Linked DNA regions of Homo sapiens: regions 2 and 3 are each linked to region 1. A link is a contact called in ENCODE Hi-C or POLR2A ChIA-PET data. All regions are on one chromosome and are shown on one strand. The core of a region is the stretch at or near the end of the contact, and the rest is flanking DNA. Distances in the headings are between cores, read along the strand shown. Region 1 holds the start of RPS15 (ribosomal protein S15). Region 2 holds the start of SBNO2 (strawberry notch homolog 2). Region 3 holds the start of ABCA7 (ATP binding cassette subfamily A member 7).

Region 1 (3,414 bases), core at 915-3,414:
TCCCAGCTACTTGGGAGGCTGAGGCAGAAGAATCGCTTGAACCTGGGAGGCGGAGCTTGCAGTGAGCCGAGATTGCGCCATTGCACTCCAGCCTGGGCAACAAGAGCGAAACTCCGTCTCAAAAAACAAAACAAGAAAAAAAAAGGACCATGAAGTCCCAAACTGGAAGCCTACAGCGTGCCAGGCGTGAGACTGTTCAGGCGACAGCCAGAACCACCCCCCCCCGCCCCAGTTCATATTTTGGGGACAGGGAAGGTTTGACTTAGTTTGGAGAGAACCAAGAGAAGGGGTACCCCCAACATCCCTGTGCAGTGCAGTTTCCTCACTGAGACAGTACCCCTCAACGCCTCAGCCCAGGAAGCCAGCTCCATTCCCTGCCGTCAGAGCCTTCTCCCATGTCCTCAGGAGCTGCTGCCCCAGCTCCCAGGAGGGCCAGGCGGGGGCGGCTGTCTATCCACACCACAGGTCATCATGGTGTTGAGTGTCAGCCCCTCCCGTTACATTAGCTCCCCCAGCCAAAGAGCAGCACTCACAAAATCAGCTTTCCAGCCAGGACACTCTGCTGCAGGAAAATGGGTAACATGGACGGGCCCGACACATAGGTCCTGTGCTCCTCGGGACGGAGACTCAGCCCTCCCTGAGTACAGTGTAATTGGCTTCCCTTGGGACTGTGGGGACGGCTGGGGAGAGCTCAGCTCCCTGGACAGTGCCACAGCTAAGCTCGGGTTCCCAGAGGTTTTGTGCTTTTTTTTTTTCTTTTTCTTTTTTTTTTTTTTTTTTTTTTTTGAGAAGGAGTCTCTGTCGCCCAGGCTGGAGTGCAGTGGTGCGATCTCAGCTCACTGCAACCTCCGCCTCCCGGGTTCAAGCGGTTCTCCTGCCTCAGCCTCCCAAGGAGCTGGGATTACAGGCACCCACCACCACGCCTGGCTAATTTTTTGTATTTTTAGTAGAGTTAGGGTTGGTCAGCTTGGTCTTGAACTCTTGACCTCAGGTGATCCGCCCGCCTCGGCCTCCCAAAGTGCTGGAATTACAAGCATAAGCCACCACGCCCAGCCAGGTGCCACATCCATAGTTAATAGTCACCTTCAACTTTATACTTAATTCCAGTAAGATACAGAAACATCACTCCTAGGCCAGGCGCGGTGGCTCACGCCTGTAATCCCAGCACTTTGGGAGGCCAAAGCGGGTGGATCACCTGAGGTCAGGAGTTCGAGACCAACATGGCCTGGCCAACATGGAGAAACCGTGTCTTTACTAAAAATACAAAATTAGCCGGGCACGGTAACAGGTGCCTGTAATCCCAGCTACTTGGGAGGCTGAGGCAGGAGAATCGCTTGAACCCAGGAGGCAGAGGTTGCAGTGAGCCGAGATCACACCACTGCACTCCAGCCAGGGCAACAAGAGTGAAACTCTGTCTCAAAAAAAAAAAAAAGTCACTCCTACATAGTTCTAGTTACTCCTTCTCTTTGAGCTATCATTATTCACATTACATTTACATATCTTAACAAACCCAGTGATATTCCTAACTTTATTTTTGAGGCAGGGTCTTGCTCTGTCGCCCAGGCTGGAGTGCCGTTGGCGCGATCACGGCTCACTGCAGCCTTGACCTCCTGGGCTGAAGGCTCAGCCTCCCGAGTAGCTGGGAATTTTTTGTACTTTTTATTCTTTTATGTCCGTGTGTACACAAATTTTTGTATTTTTTTGTAGAGAGGCAGTCTCACTGTGTTGTCCTTACTAACTTTATATACAAAATTTTATCTGTTAAAGCCGGAATGGTTCTTTTCAGCGAGGCCCTGTCCCTGCTCCAGTATCTGTAATGAATTCTCGTGTTCCTCCCACAGTGGGACCTGAACCGCCAAACCGCACCTACGAGCAAACGGTAGGCGCTCCATAAATACTTGTTGATGTGGGTGCCATCGTGTAGATGACGGAGCACGAACCCGAGGCTCAGACAGGGGCGGCGACTTGTCCAAAGTCCCACTCCGTGGAGGAAGCGGCTCTGCAGACCTCAGGCGGCGGCTGCTCTAATCCCTGCAGCCTGTGTTTTGCCCTCCAGACGGCAGAGGGCGCGTGTTCGCCGCCGGGAAAGCGGAAGCGCGTGTGCGCGCACGGCCGAGGGGGCGGGACATGCCGGCAGTCTCGCGATAACTGCGCAGGCGCGGACCAAAGCGATCTCTTCTGAGGATCCGGCAAGATGGTGAGTGTTGCGATTTGGCGCGTCTCTGCCGGGCCTATCCGGCTCCATCCAACCTCTGACCGTCTCGCGGGGGCCGCAGTTCGTCCCCGCGGCTACGGCGGCTTGCTCCCGACCCTGCAGGCGGCTGGATGTTGGGGCGAGGGGCGGACTTGGTGGGTGTCGGGACGACGCGGGGCTGGGAAGGCCTGTCCGGGCCTTCATGTCCGGGTCCTCGTAACCCGGAGCCGCGAGTGATCCCCGGGGACGGGTCGAAGCGGTGTGTCCCTGTCGGGCTTCTGTCCCCGGCGGCGCCGCGCGTCTTCCGCGGTGTCCTCGGGCCCGGTGGCCCCGGGAGATGGGTGTCGGGATCCCGCTGACGCCCGATCCGCGCCCGCACAGGCAGAAGTAGAGCAGAAGAAGAAGCGGACCTTCCGCAAGTTCACCTACCGCGGCGTGGACCTCGACCAGCTGCTGGACATGTCCTAGTAAGGGCGGCCGCGGGGGTCGCGGGCAGGGGCTGGGCCAGCGGTGGGGCTTGTCCGGGTGAGGGCGGCGGGGCGGGGGTCCAAGCGCCTCTGCGGCGGTGGGCGGGCACGGTCTCCGCGCGGGTTTGGAACTGAGTGTGGTCTTGCGCCCAGAAAACTGTCCAGAGACGTTGAGGTTTTTGCTTATTTGCAACCTGCCCCCCGTTGTTCACTTTTCCGCGGCTTAGTTGGAAGGTGTAGCCCCTGTCTGTAGCCCACGTGACTTAGAATAAGGGGCTGCGTTAGACTCCTTAGATTTTAAGGGCGGTGGAGGTCGCTGGGTCCTTTCCAGGCAGGGTGGTGGTGGGCATCTGGCTTGCGCTTTTATTTTTTAATTTTTGATTATTTTGAGGCGGAGTCTCATCCTGTCGCCCAGGCTGGAGTGCAATGGCTCCGTCCCAGCTCACTGCAGCCTCCCACTCCCGGGTTCAAGCGATTCTCTTGCCTCAGCCTCTCGAGTAGCTGGGATTAGAGGGCCCCCCCACCACGTCCGGCTAATTTTTGTATTTTTAGTAGAGACGAGTTTCAGTGTTGCCCAGGCTGGTCTCAAACTCCTGACCTCAGGTGATCCACCTGCCTCGGCCTCCCAAAGTGCTGGGATTACAGGCGTGAACACCGCGCCCGACCTTGATTTTTGATTATTTGTGGAAACAGCGTTTCTCTGTGTCGTCCAGGTTGGTCTTGAACTCCTGGGCTCAAGCGACCCTCCCGCCT
Region 2 (3,181 bases), core at 221-2,720, 260 kb before region 1:
CTGGCAGCCAGCATCAGCACAGGCCAGCTCCGAGGCCGGGCACTCTCGCTGACAGGGCGTGCAACAGATGGCACCAAACCTATCCCGTCCCGTCCCAGCAGTCACAGGCAGGAAGGACGTTCTGAGCAGGCGGGAACAACAGGCATTCCGGGAAGAAGCAGCCAGGGGAGGCCCCGGCTACACATTTAAGAGATTTTTTTTTTTTTTTTTTAACTTTTCAGAATGTTAATCAGTTCATCCAGGGAGACACCCACCGTCCCTGCCCCAGCACCATCCGTGCCCGGCGTCCCTGGAGGCGCTGGGTGGGCTCTCCACAACGCCTGCCCCCCACGCCCCAGGTCAGTCTGGGGATTGGTCCCTCCAGGCCCCACCTGCCTTATTCTTCGGGACTCTGGGGTGGTGGGAAGAGTGCCCTACGGGGGACAGGACCCACCAGGAGGCCTGCGCTTCCCCTTCACCGACACACGCTGCTCCCGGGCCCCACTCGGGCCATCTCAGCCCGCTACCCTCCCTCCCGCCTGTCCCTGGAAGCCGGGTTTGAATGCGACCCGCACTCCCACCCCCAACACGCTCTGCAGACTCCGCCCAGACGGCCCCGGGGTCACCTAATATCAGCAAGCCCCCATCCCAAACCGGGGGACCTCCATGCAGAAACCGAAAAACCATCTGCCCCAGAAGAGAAGTCGGAGGCCCCAGGAGCGGGAGGGGCGGGGAGCAAGGGGAGGGAGGGAGACAGGGCTGCGCTGCGGGGCCGAGAAGGCAAGGGTCCTGGGACCGGGGACAAGGAGGAGGAAGGGGCACGAACGCCCGAGGAGCCTGGAGTCAGGAATCGGGGCGGCGGGAGAGACCGGGGGTCACTCCCAGGAAGGGGTCGAGGTCACGAGGCGCATGGAGTCGAGAGTCCCCAAAAGGGAAGGCCAGGATACCGAGGAAAAGCGGGTGCGGGGTCACCAAGGGGCTCGGGGGCACCGATGAGTGCGGGGTCAAGGGTTACCAGAAAACGAAAGGTCGGGGGTCACCAAGCTGCGCGGTACAGGGAGTCACCCGGAAGAGCGGGAAGGAAAGGTTGGGAGGGTTGTCGTGGAAGGTAGGGTTAAGGTTCACGGCAGGGGGTCGCCGGGGGGCGGGGGGGCAGGTCAAGGTTCACGGCGGTGGTCGCGGGGCAGCGCGGGGTCAACGTTGGCGGCGAAGGGCGGGGTCGGAAGGGGTCGCGGCGGAGGGCGGGGGTCCCGCCGCGCTCGCCCCCGCCCCACGGCCCCCAGAACCCCCAGCCCCGGGCGCAGGGGTCCGCGGGGAGCGCCGGACCCACAAGCGGGGTCGGGCCAGGCAGGGGTCGCGGTGGAGCCGGGGCGGGGGTCGCAACCAGAGCCTCACCTCGGGCCCGGGTCCGGCCGGGCGCGGAGCCCGCGGCGCCTGTTTCTCCGAGCCTCGCAGCTGCCGCCGCTCACTTCCGGGTTTCGGGCGCCATCTTGGGGGCCCCGCGCACTTCCGGTCATGCCGCGGGGCGGGGCCTCCACCTGCGGGGGCGTGGTCTCGGTTCGGGGGCGGGGCCACCTTCCAAGCCAATCCCTTGAGGTCCTTCCGCTATTCGGAAGGGGCTGGGACTCCTACGGCTCTGGGTTCGAATCCCGCCCTGCCTGGTTCTCTTGAGACCCCAGCATGTGCTTTCACCTCCTCAAGCCTCAGTTTCCTCTTCTGCACCGTGCTGGTGAAATGGAATCTGCTTTGTGGTACAGCATCCCCTTTTTTCCTCCTTCCTCAGAACCCCCTCCAAGCCTCTGCATGTGCCACGTCCCCCACTGGGGCTCACTCACCCGAGACTTTTAAACTGAGACTCCCTCAAAAGCTACTAAGACGATCACCAGCCGGGCGCAGTGGCTCACGCCTGTAATCGCAGCACTTTGAGAGGCTGAGGCGGATGGATCACTTGAGGTCGGGAGTTTGAGGCCAACCTGGACAATATGATGAAACCCCGTCTCTACTAAATATACAAAAATTAGCTGGGCGTGATGGCGGGCACCTGTAATCCCAGCTACTCAGGAGGCTGAGGCAGTAGTATCGCTTGAACCTGGGAGGTAGTTATTGCAGTGAGCTGAGATCGCACCACTGCACTCCAGCCCGGGCAACAGAGTGAGACTCCATCTCAAAAATAAATAAATAAATAACGAAATAAAATAAAATGAAATAAAATCATCACCTCTGGGCCTGTCAGACATACTCTCTCACGAAAAGTTATCTCTGTTCATTAATCTCTCTCCCTAACCAAATACAGTTCTGGACGCTTCAGCATGGTGACTGGCACATGGGGGTTTGGGTAAGTCCCAGGGGCTACCCCCAAGAGAGCAGGATCCTTTCAGGCAGGGCCACGGGGGCCTGAGGGGCTCCTCCTCTCGGTGGCTGTGGTGGGAGGCTGCCCTGCGTGGGGAGCTGGAGTCTCAGGGCACTTTTCCTGTGACTTGAGCCAGTGAAGGCAGATCCAGTGTGGGAGGCACCACCGCCTCCCCAGCCCAATTTCAGCCATGACAATACTGATACAGCTCCCTGGACCCAAGCAGCCACAAGCCAGAGGCCTCTGCCCCCATTCCAACCCCCTGAAACTAGAGTTGATTTCTCCATGACTTTGTTAATTCATTCAGTGACTTCTAATCGATGCTGCTCTGTGCTTGGTCATGAGCTGGGAAAACCCAGGGTCTCACAGAGGACTCAGCTGTCTGTCCCAACATCAGAAAGCCCCTGGTCTAGGGGAGAGAGAACCAGGACCAGACACTCCAATATGCGGGATCTCTGGGAGGGTTGAAATGTCTGCCTAGGGCTTCATAGAGGGCTGCATGCTGAAGAGTGTGTTGAAGCTGGGGTTTTGAAGTTCAAGTAGGAGTGTACCAGGTAGACAAGAGTAGGAAGAACAGTCCGGGCAAAGAAGGCCTGGTAAGGCAGATAATAAGCAGGTTTAAGATATTTTAGCACCTCTCTAAAAAACTGAGGCCAAAAGCCAGGCACGGTGGCTCACGCCTGTAATCCCAGCACTACGGGAGTCTGAGGCAGGAGGAACACCTGAGGTCAGCGGTTTGAGACCAGCCTGGCCAACATGGTGAAACCCCATCTCTACTAAAAGTACAAAAAAGTTAGCTGGGCATGGTGGTGCCTGCCTGTATTCCCAGCTACTAGGGAGGCTGAGGCAGGA
Region 3 (3,202 bases), core at 703-3,202, 400 kb before region 1:
GGCACATTCAGGCTGTGCTGGGAAGAAGAGACCTGGGCTTGGAAGGAACCGGTCCCCGACGGTTTCTGCTTGCCTCGCCTCTTCCCCCTTTTGTCAGCTGAGCAGTTTGTGGTTTCTATGCCCGCAAGTTTCAGGAAGTATTCACAAAAGAAAAATACATTTTTTCCCCCAGGGGTGGGGCAAGGACAGTGGAGAGAGTGCTAGGAAATGAGTCCCCTGGGAAAGGGGACCGGGCCGTGATGTTAAATATCTCCGGCTCCCAAGTGACTGGATTTGCCTAGGACCTTCAGACCAACAGACTTCAGACCCTCAGACCTGCCCCGGGGCCAGGTGGAGAAAGTGAGGGCCGTACAAGGAAGTGAAATTCTGAGTTGTTGGGGCTAAGCCTGACCCCCTCTCCATGCTCCCCGCCCCAACCCACTCTGGCCTCAGTAGATTTTTTTTTCAGTTGTGGTTGTTGCCCAGGCTGGAGTGCAGTGGCGCCATCTTGGCTCACTGCACCTCCACCTTCCGGGCTCAAGCGATTCTCCAGCCTCAGCCTCCTGAGTAGCTAGGACTGCAGGTGCTCCACCACGCCCGGCTAATTTTTGTATTTTTAGTAGAGATGGGGTTTCCCCATGTTGGCCAGGCTGGTCTCGAACTCCTGGCCTCAGGTGTGATCCGCCCGCCTCCGCCTCCCCAAGCGCTGAGATTACAGGTGTGAGCCACCGTGCCCAGCCCCTCAGTAGGTTTTAAGGAGCCCCCAGCCCTCCTCCCTTCTGGGCCCGACCAGCTTATACTGCTCCATCTTCCCCGGCCACATGCCCCGCCAAGTACTGCACAGGGACCCCCCACCCAGGGGACCTGCTCCGTGAGATAATGTGAAATACGACTGTGGACCAAACGCAATAAAACCTCTGTTTGTACGAAGAGAAGGTGGCCAAGAGAGTTGGCGTCGATGAGGGCGTGCTTTGCTTTGATGCTTTTGTGGGGAGAGAGGAGGTCTTGGGGGATGGGGGGATCAAGGGGAAAATGTCCACCTCACCATTGGGAGGAGGAGCAAAAGCTGAAGCCACAGGTGAGTCTGGGTGGAATGAATGATTTGAAGGGCCGGGACTTGGGGTAGAGGGAGAGGCTGGGCTTCCTGGCCATTTGGAGAAGAGGCAGTTCCCTCAAATGCCCCCCATGCGCTTTGGCTGCACTCTACCTTACAGCGCAAGTCTCGTGGCCTCAGCCTGGATGTCTCCCCGTTGGCGAACTCCTATTTATCCTCAAAGCCCCAACGGCAATGCCACCTCCTGCCGCGGGAGCCGTCCCCACGCCTCTCACTCTCCCCAGCGCCTTCAAAGCTGTGGACCCACACGCTCCCATTTCAGCTTCACCTCCAGCCTGAAGAGTTTATTTCAACTCTTCTTCCAGAGTGGGAAACGGGTTTTCCTCAAAATCAGGGTAGCCACTATAATCGGAGACTCTAGAATGTTGGCCCCCTCCCCCTCCTGCCATCCTCTGCAGAAGCCGAGGAGCGTTCGTGGAATGAATGAATGAACGAATGATCTAGTGGAACCCCTACTTTACAGACGGACGAGTGTAGTCCCAGAGTCTGGACTAAACTAGAGGGAGCCTGGCCAGCCCCGGGGACAGCGGGGACAGAGGGAACTCCTGCAATTCGGAGCTGCGGTATTGCAGCCGGTTATACAACGTGGGGAGGCAGCCTGGCTCCCCAAAGACAGCGCAGCCTCGTTCCCGGAGGGCGGCCTGCCTGGGACCTGCCGGGCACTCCGCCACCCTACGGTGATGCAGCAAGAGCCGCGCGGTCCCTTTAAGAAACCCGGCTAGGCGAGGCCCTTCTGTGATCCCGTCTCCTCCCTTGGCCCGCGCAGCTCCGACGGAGCAGGCCAGTGAGTGACGGGCAGGTCGCCCAATAGCAGCGTGCAGAGGCAGGGGCGTGCCCCGGCGCTGCTACCTGCGCGGGCAAGCTCAGCGCACTTGGCTTAAGGGGCGGCGCGCTCCCTGCCTGCTGCTGGGCGGAGGGAAGGCGGCAAGAGCTGCGGAGCCCCTGGAAGGTGAGAAGGACTCGGAGAGGGAAGAAGGCCCGAGACTCGAGAATGCGGGGTTGGGGCCGGGAGGGATGCAAGTTCCCTGGGAATTAGGGGGTCCAGCCTCTGACCTCCTTCCGGTGAATGTTGACGACGGCTGAATTGATCACTGATTCTCAAGGGGGGCATCGGACATCTGGGACCCTTAAGAGGGCCTTTGCCGATCACACACCTGCAGCCCCCTGCCCGTTAGAACTCCTGCACTCCCCCTTGCCCCGTCTTACAAATGGAGAAACTGAGCCCACTCCCCCAGATCCTAAGTCCCGCTTGATGTAAAGGAAAGAACCCTGGCGTAAGGGTCTGGGTCTGAGGTCCCAGTTCCGGCCTGGTCACCTTTAGCAACTTCCTGCCCCTCTGTCAGCGTCAGATTCTCCATCTGTGTCAGAGGTGGACCGGCCCAAGGAAAATAGATCAGGAATCGCTGACTCCAGGAGTCTCTATCCCAGCCCCTTCGCCTGACTCTTTCTCTGGCTCCCGCGGTCCCTCTGAGCGATTAATGCTACATAAGGTGTGGGCAGAGCTGGGGTCGTGCCTCCAGCTGGGCAACTGCCTGTCTCTCTGGGTGCCTGGGTTTGCTTTCTTGGGCCTCGGTTTCCACTTCTGTAGAGTGGGGTGATAGTCCAGCACTTCCCCTGGGCGTGTGAAATGTCCAGCACTGCCAATATTCGTTGCTGTTATCTTCGGAGAACAGTGAGGGGAAAGGAATCCTTGCCTGGGCTGGGCCAGGCAGGAGGCTGGGGGTCAGGACCTGGAAGAGGCTTCCAGGTGAGGCTTGGGGTGGAGCCTGGTGACGAAAGCGTTAAGCCCAAACTCGGTCCCTGGAGGATTAGAGGATGATCTTTAAGTCCCCAGCTGTCAGCCCTGCTCAGAGCGACAGTCCTGGCAGCCAATCAGATGCGAGGACGGCTGCGGGTTGCGCTCCCATTGGTTTACTCCACCCCTGGGGTAGCGGAGCCTCTTTATCGAGTGACTACTGTTTGCCTCGCTCTAATCAGAGCTTCCAGGAACCCTGCGCTGTGGGATAAAGGAATGAGGTTCAGAAAGGGGCAGGGAGTTGCCCGCAGCCGCACCGCACGTCTTCAGCCCGACCGTTGTCCTGACCTCTCTGTCCCGTCCCCTGCCCAGTC

What was found. Hi-C counts contacts between places; a loop is a spot of excess contacts on that map. ChIA-PET counts read pairs that join two places held with the same protein, here RNA polymerase II (POLR2A). Pooled maps may share reads with other maps.
Region 2: a loop to region 1 is called in a map with no recorded cell type, with 12 times the contacts of the local background. The contact joins the promoter of SBNO2 here to the promoter of RPS15 in region 1. A Hi-C loop is called at or near these places in 1 of 37 single-sample maps with no recorded cell type and 4 of 50 pooled maps. POLR2A ChIA-PET finds 5 or more read pairs at or near these places in 2 of 52 experiments (AG04450 and GM10248).
Region 3: a map of sigmoid colon shows a loop between it and region 1 (5-fold over the local background). The contact joins the promoter of ABCA7 here to the promoter of RPS15 in region 1. A Hi-C loop is called at or near these places in 1 of 168 maps with a recorded cell type or tissue (sigmoid colon) and 2 of 50 pooled maps. POLR2A ChIA-PET finds 5 or more read pairs at or near these places in 1 of 52 experiments (WTC11).

Annotation. Positions count from the first base shown.
Region 1 is chr19:1,436,232-1,439,645 of GRCh38, forward strand. RPS15 (ribosomal protein S15) reads left to right here and starts at 2,165. Exons shown (of 4, transcript NM_001018.5): 1 at 2,165-2,197; 2 at 2,576-2,661. The coding sequence starts at 2,195. RefSeq lists enhancers at 1,910-2,780, 2,189-2,408.
Region 2 is chr19:1,172,798-1,175,978 of GRCh38, forward strand. SBNO2 (strawberry notch homolog 2) reads right to left here and starts at 1,471. Exons shown (of 32, transcript NM_014963.3): 1 at 1,375-1,471. LOC102725180 (collagen alpha-1(VII) chain) reads left to right here. Exons shown (of 3, transcript XR_005647046.2): 2 at 222-1,087; 3 at 1,763-2,196. RefSeq lists enhancers at 1-397, 1,782-1,831 and a silencer at 1,332-1,641.
Region 3 is chr19:1,038,155-1,041,356 of GRCh38, forward strand. It overlaps ABCA7 (ATP binding cassette subfamily A member 7), which reads left to right and starts at 1,953. Exons shown (of 47, transcript NM_019112.4): 1 at 1,953-2,042; 2 at 3,071-3,202. It overlaps CNN2 (calponin 2), which reads left to right. Exons shown (of 7, transcript NM_004368.4): 7 at 1-911. RefSeq lists enhancers at 1-518, 106-607, 608-1,107, 3,000-3,202 and a silencer at 2,949-3,088.